Linked DNA regions of Mus musculus: all the other regions are linked to region 2. A link is a loop called in an ENCODE intact Hi-C map of the cell type or tissue named here. Cell type or tissue: heart. All regions are shown on one strand.

The links. A loop is a pair of places that touch in the nucleus more often than their neighbours do. Peaks named below come from ENCODE experiments on the same cell type or tissue, not always from the same donor. Only the 100,000 strongest peaks of a DNase experiment are listed, where the experiment ranks them.
Region 1: a loop joins it to region 2, with 2.1 times the contacts of the local background. A loop is called at or near these places in 2 of 42 quality-filtered maps.
Region 3: it touches region 2 in a loop (2.5-fold over the local background); 2 of 42 quality-filtered maps call a loop at or near these places.

Annotation. Positions count from the first base shown.
Region 1 is chr15:53,471,356-53,473,855 of GRCm38, reverse strand. The region is part of intron 4 of Samd12 (sterile alpha motif domain containing 12); the gene reads left to right. Among named protein-coding and RNA genes, the nearest start is that of Ext1, 130 kb to the right of the region's middle. In heart, no CTCF peak of the experiment used is centred here; a DNase peak (open chromatin) is centred at 995.
Region 2 is chr15:53,687,911-53,690,410 of GRCm38, reverse strand. All of the region lies in intron 3 of Samd12 (sterile alpha motif domain containing 12), which reads left to right. Among named protein-coding and RNA genes, the nearest start is that of Mir28c, 75 kb to the right of the region's middle. In heart, a CTCF peak has its summit at 1,544; no DNase peak of the experiment used is centred here.
Region 3 is chr15:53,466,507-53,469,006 of GRCm38, reverse strand. The region is part of intron 4 of Samd12 (sterile alpha motif domain containing 12); the gene reads left to right. Among named protein-coding and RNA genes, the nearest start is that of Ext1, 120 kb to the right of the region's middle. In heart, no CTCF peak of the experiment used is centred here; a DNase peak (open chromatin) is centred at 1,416; H3K4me3 peaks cover 477 bases; H3K27ac peaks cover 2,290 bases.

The DNA.
Region 1 (2,500 bases), 220 kb after region 2:
TCTGCATACACTCATACGATCAGGTATACTATACACACCACCACCATCACTAACACACACACATACACACACACATACACAATGTACTCTTCACACTTCACTGTGCTCAGTGAACACATACAGCTAATGGCTACTGTATTCCAACAGTTAGAACACTTCAGTCACGCACACGCACACACACATACACATGCACACACACACACACACACACATACACACACATACACACACACACACACACACACACACACACACACACACACACACACACAAAGCTCAAGCTGCCAGTGAGTGCTACGGTAGGAGGTTGGGAGCCCTCAGACCTTGCTAGAGTGTGGTCCATGTATTAGTAACACTGAGTGGTCCATGTCTTCGTGACACTGGTATCATCCTAGAGAGCTTGTAGAATTCCATGATCAGCAATATGACAGCCTGTGGTTCATCACAGATTGAAAGTTAAGAAGCACTCGCTATGGTTACCCTCGGCTTTAAGAGTGTGCGCTGATGTTCATCATTGGCTGTCACCTCTGTTTGTTTGCTTTTAGCTTGCATAGCACTGTTCCCTGGAGAGGCTCTTCTAGGCCCTGTTGAGACTACACATTGAAAGGCGAATCACTAAGCAGCCTTGGAGACTCCCATAGAAGGGTGCTTCTCTCTTTCTCTTGAAAAAGCTTCAGGCACTGGAGAAAAAAAAAGTTTTTTTAATCATTCCTTCTCTAAAGAAGAGAAATCTTAGGTAAGGGTGCTTTTCTGTAAAAGGCCATGTTGGATTGGCCAACAGGGAACTCTTGACATTAAGTAAAGTGAAATAGTGCAAACAGGCGGAGAAGAATAGAGGAGTGAATGACAGAAAAAAACCGCAAGCAGGGAAAAAAAGAAAACCTGAGTTTGCTCAGACAGTTGGCAAGCAGGAAGCAAGTTGTAAGCTGGGTTACAGAAGCCCGGGTAGAGAAGCCAGGAGATAAACTAGGAAGCAATCCCCAGGATGTTCCCGGCCAGCTGGCTGATGTTGTAGAAGGGAGTTGCAACAGAGACTGGGATTGAACTTCAAAATATATCCCTGTGCTCTCTCTTTGATTCATTGTTGCTACTACCACTGGACTGAGTTTTCTATGGAAGGTTCGGTAGGCTTTTAGCATGGCTGTCAGAGTGCACTGACTTGAGACACTTACCTCTCTGTCCAGTGCAAAGGATGGAATCACTGAGGTTAGCCCAGACTAATTGGCTGTACCGATGGCATCCCTGCTGAGAGCAGCTGGCTGGATGGTCCTTTCTCCCAGAAGTGCATCATTTCATATTTGTGTGGTACAAGATGATCATCGGCGGCTCTCAGCTGGTATCTGGTTCACTAGAGCTGTGCATCAGAGGAGAGTGTTGCTATTCTAGGGGAAGTCATTTCTAAAGACTCAAGGCAATAGCTACCCTAAATGCTCACAGACTTTTAGATCACTACATATAGTGAAACCCCTATCCCACTTCTCAATAGAGAGGAAGAGCGGGCACTCCACCCCAGCTCCTTCCACTCAGACCTGAAGGAACTGCTAACTTTGCTCATGAAGCTGTCTTCATAGTTTCATATGAAAATTCATTCTCTCCTTCTACAAACACCTCAAGAGCAACTTTGATATCTCCCACATTTTCCCCCATGGCACAGAAAGAGACAAGAGATGCATTTTTCCCTGAAGGAATTTAAGGGTCATAACAATTTTCAGAAAGGCAGACTAGACATAATATCAGCCCCTACAACATGATCAGAAATTCAAATCCATGGTCCTACTCTAAAAGGAATGAATCCAATCCCTCCTATTTGGAGCACAGAAATATGTCCCGAGTTCCCTGAAAGACTTCTACACAACATGAAGTACTTACCTAGGGACAGATATGTTATCAATTGATGCTAATACATGACACAGCAGGTACGAATATAGTGTCATCATATGGATTCGAAACCCCACAAGCCCTATACCATCAAAGCAGTGTAGAACAAACACATCATCCAGTGTCCAAAGGAATATGTGCATGCAGAAGTCTGCAGGAAGCATGAGGTATTAGAAGGATGCAGCATGTCTGGGTCCCTGGGATGTTGCATAAGTTAGATAGCTCACACGGTTCTCAAAGCCTACTCTTGCCTGCCCTATTCTACAACCCAGCATTGGATCGCTGTTTTGTATTATATTCAGGATTCTTGTTATTTTGTTATATGAAAAAAAAAAAAACCAAAGCTATAAACCACATTTTCCCACAGCCGATACCACTTTTCTCTGTCTGAAGGACAAATAACTGCTCTTTAAATACTGGGGGAAAGACGTGGGTGTTTCATGGTCTACTGCCAAACTGGCTTCATGAGCATTACAGTAGCTCTTGTTACACATATAGCTTTCCAATCTTCCCACTGGACATTCGGAACCAGAGGGAGAGAACTAGACAAAGCAAAAAAATTAGAGAGCTCCCTGAGGTGAGTCTCACGCAGGCAAGTCGGAAGACCTGCAGTGCAAATGTC
Region 2 (2,500 bases):
ATGGTATGTATTTGAGGCGATGGTACGTATTTGAGATGGATGCTACAGCGAGGGCAAGCAAGCCTGGAGAAGTCAAGCAAGGTCCTGTTGGCTGAGAGGTTCTCCTCTGATTCTATCATATGTTGGTTGTCCTCAGTAGCACTTGGCCAGGTTAGCCAAGCCTCAATAAATGAATCTGTATGCCAGAAAATGGTTTGATTTTCACTTAGGACAATCTCTACAATCTGGAATTTTGGCAGCTGTACCATTTAGCTCAACAAGCTCTATGTTATTTTAGATGAAGCCCAGTCTCGGCTATTTGATTCTGTTCACGTTTAAAGGTTTCTTTGAATCCAGCTGACTCCCAAGGGCCTGTTAGAGGCAACTGAATAGAAGGGCAATGTCACTAATTATTCTGTACCAGAATTTGAGTGATGTTCCCTGACTTGGAGGGGTTGAGGGGGAGGCGGTAGGGATGGAAGCATTGTCTGGTCAAAGTTCTTTCCCTAATCTATTAGCTTAATTAATAGTAACAATTACTGTAGTTAGTAATCAGGATGCTAATCTATTCTTATAATGTTTTCTGTTTTTCTTTACGTCCCACTTTTCAATGTCATCGCACTGGTTAAGATGAGTAACTGTGTCTTTGTTTCCACTTCAGTAGAGCTGTTAAATTAGTGAACCCAGGTTCCCTGATTTGCTAGAAAGAAAATCTGATTTCTCCTTTTCCTTTTACAACTCCGTCCACTGATGTCTGTGCTTTGCTGAGATGTGGGGAATGTCTAAGAAAAAAAAATAGCCATCCAGAGAGAAGGGAAGGGGCACACTGAACGAATGACATTGAACCATAACTGCCATGGAAGGCCTCTCTTCCTCTCTTCGCTCTCACACGGGACAGGCAGACAGTTTGAGTCAGAGCTGCCACTTCTGCACATGGAATGTGTCCAGGAGACTTGGCTGTTCCACATGTGTGGGCAGATTGGACAGCTCATCCTTAAAACATACTTAGGAATGGAGACTGTTTATCCTAGAATGGGTTACTAAAAGCCGTAGGCTAGAAGGAAATGTAATGCTACCAAAACCTCATCAAGAGTCACCTTCCTGGTATGCTCATCTTGAACAAAGAGCAGAAGCTACACATTCTCCTTTAGTCAATTTTTTTTTCCAGTTAAGTACAACCTTTTGTCAAAAAGTGGTTTTGCCTTTCTGTTATTTTTATAACATAAAGTAACTGATTATCCCTAATAATGTACATGTACACTCAAGGATTATCTTGTTATCTTTATCCTTTAAAGTAGTTTATCCTCAAATTATCCGAATGCAAAAGGAAGCATGGCCATGGTGGCCGTGTGCATCTTTATATCTGTCTTGTTCTGGGAGGGTACAAACTAAAACATAAAAGATCTGAAATACAGAGCTGTGTGGTGGTTCTCAATCTGTTTGAGAAATTATCCTTGGAAGAAATATTTGCGAAGGATTATTTACCTGCTTTGTCCTAAAGACTTCTCCTCAGTCTTTGTGGGCAGGACACTAGATGGTGAGTAGTTTGCAGTTCTCTTGAGTTCCTCCAGGGGGAGCAGTTACACCAACTAACGGTAGAGTTGGCTTTGCAATAGCTTTCTATAGAGTGATAATTAACATATGCAGAGAAAAGGTTTGTTTAGACCCACATTTTGAAGATTCAGTACAGAAGTAGGCAGACCCATTGCTTTGATCTTCTGTGGGTAGACCAAAGGATGGGGAACACTGGACAGAGCATCCACGCATCACTTACCTAGAGAGCAAAGCTGGGCAAAGGCGGAGGTTCCACAGTCACCTTGAGGGTACATGACAATGACCTACGATCAGGCTCCTGTTCCCACCTTTTAAAACTACCATCTCTGAACAGCGCCACTCGTGCAGCTACGTGAGATGGGATGAGAGACGCTAGTAATATTCTTTTAAAAAGAAATTTCTCCTTAGTCACACTGGACTCTAAATTGATCAGCTTGCTGTCCTTCTCTGTTCCAGAAGTGTGATCGACCTGGTCAGTGTCCCTGCAAACTCTAGAACACTCTGCTAGCTAGGCCTTAGGTACGTAGTATTCACTGGGACATTCTGTGGTGATAGAACCTAACCTTAGCAGTGCAGGCTTATGGAAAATATGAAGGGATTACCTCCCCATTTAAGGGGTCTCCAGTGGTCTTCCTCATCTATACCATGAACCCCACCCTTTAATATAAAGCTACTTTTAGTAATAGAATATATATTGAGCCTAACATTTCAAAATGAAAGGGCTGGTTGAATTCTATTCAAAGACTTCCAGAGTAAGAGTAAAGGTCAGATACTAAGTGTGCTAAATTGAGATGGATTAGGTATGAAGTAGACTATTTCTCAGACTGATGCTGAAAAGCTATAAAGGTATTCCCCACTCCTTTCTTTCTTAAAAATGGTAGGTGAATACTGAAACGTCACTAAGATGTTGTAGATTTGTTGTTGTTGATGATGATGATGATTTTCTTAAGACAAGAGTTCCATGTAT
Region 3 (2,500 bases), 220 kb after region 2:
CTCAGTGAGGGGGATACCCTTTAGTTTCTTGTGGACAAGGAGTGGTAGAAATGGAACCAGTACCCCCAAAACCACATACCTGATAGCAAAGCTTAGCTTTATGGCCACATACATCACTTTTGTCCTTCCCTTATCATGTAACTTCTTCCAAACGTACTAATTAATTGAGCGAACCTGTCTAAATCATCCGATCTTGATTTTTCTAATGGCATGCCTGTGAGGGTTCTAGAAGTTAGGAGTGATTTGGTTTTAAAGGTTTTGATTGCATTGAATATAAAAATCAAATAAGATGAGAAAATGATGACTGGAAGAGGGGTTTGAAATTCACCTCCTTTCCTGTGCAGACAAGAGGCCCTCTTAGGTTGGTTTTTATCTTGACCTATTTTGAGAGTGATATATTTGGCTCACAACCAAGAATAGAAAATAAGCAAAGATCTCTGCCTGCTAAAGCAACCTTAGCACATTTGACATTTCAAGCTGGAGAAGTCTTTCTTGGGGAACTCTCCTACGCATTCTTAGGTGTTTAGCAGTGTCTTGACCTCCACTCGCTAGATGGTAGTAGTAACCTCCATGAGTAATGACTGGAAATGTTTTCCATACAGTGCCAGTTGTCCCTCATGGAACAAAACCTGTACTCATTTGAGAACCACTACAGCCAAGCTATGAAAGACTATAAACTGTTAAAAGAGAAATGAGCTACCTTTCTGTAGGTAAAACTCGTCTACAGCACCCCATAGCTAGGATTTGTGTTTAATGAAAACTAGTTTACACAACACAATTACTTCTTTCTCTCCTCTACTCCTATTGGAGTTAGAGATTTTTTTTCCTAACATACAGTCCATCTTACAGTCAGTGGTTAGAGCAGATCTGGTTTCTGGCCTCAGCCCTATGCATTCTAGCCACAGGGCAGTGACAAACTCATGTACCTGCCCTCCTCTCTCAGGTGATTATGGAGACCCCTGAAATGGGACTGGTGTTCCAGCCAATGATTGTCTATAAAATCTTAGTAACCCACAGTGCCTGCTCAGTAAATCTTAGACCTGCTTACTGGCTGTTATTTTGGGCAACTGCAGCACTAACTCACACCTGATACAAATTACAAAAAATATATCCAGAAGCAATTCAGGCCCACCCCACCCCCAAAGACCTCAAACTTAACTTGCCTGAAAAACACATTCTTTCGTGAAGACATGTCCTTTGCTTTCTGAATAGAAGACTTTCCCAGGGAGAAGTCTTATTTGTTCCTTTCCCATCATGAGATGTGGAGTTACCTGACATCTTTCCTCTGAACGTGCCCAGCCTTCTTCCTTTGTTGCTGGGGTGAGAGGAGGTAACCCTGAACACTTAACTCCAAAAATCTGTTCCCGAGCCTTCTGCCAAGTTGCCTGTTGCCTGCCAGGCAAGTCACTGCCTGCCTTTGAAGTGTCAGAACCTCCCTTTATCAGGCAACTGTCTGAATGTCTGCTCTAATCTGGAGGAGAGTGGAACCAGAGTAGAGGGACTGTGGCCTGGAAGGTGGCAGGAAAGTGCAAAGGCCTGATATATGGGCATTCTGTTTCTTTTCCTAGCCTTTGAACATGGAGATATTTGTGTCTCTGATTTTCAATGGAACTTTGGGAACTGTGACAATAATAAAACAGTAGGCCCTCACCAGTTCTTTTTTACTTGCTAAGCATGGTGTCACATGCCTTTCCTATGAGCTCATTTTGTCATCAAGGCAACCCAATGAGGTGGCGAGTGCATTGCCTATTTTAAAGATGAAGCAACTAAGTTTTGAAAAAAAAAATTGTGGTTTTTACATCACACAGCTGGACTATGATGAGCCCGAGAAGTGAGCAGAGATCAGCCAGAACCCATGGCCTGGCCAATGCTCTCAATCGCTGGGTTTGAGAGCTTCGATATTTATGCCATACTCTGGACTAAATGCAATTGAGTCCAAGTGTGCAAACCCAATTGCTAGATTAAAAAAAAGAAAGAAAGAAAACCCAAAATGCGTCTTCATCAACATCATATCCATCAAAATTTTACAATTATACATTAAGCACTTACTATATATCTGATACTACATAGTGTTTAAATAAAACTCAGAGAAGATATGGCAGCATCCTCCAAAGGCTGAGGAGGAGGTTGAGGTATTGCTTCTTCGTAAGAGGCTTGGCAGGCACATACAAGTCCCGGGGTTTAGAAAGGGGGGTGATAATTATATTAAATAGAGGGTTTATAGGGGATTTGGTGATAGAAGTTTCAGAAGCCATACTATCACACAGGATGGAGTTCTTGACTAGATCTAGAAAGAGGGAAAAGTTTATAAAGAATGTGGCTCTTCGTTTCTTCCTCTCTTCGTCTCTTCTTCTCTTAGTCTCTTTCTCTTCGTCTTTTCCTCCGCTCTCTTCCTCTGCTCTCTGCCTCTCTCTCTCTCTGCGTCTCTCTCTCTCCCTCTCTGCCTCTCTCTGCCACGCTCTTCCTCTCTTGCTCCTGAGTAAGCAATAAAGCTTTGCCG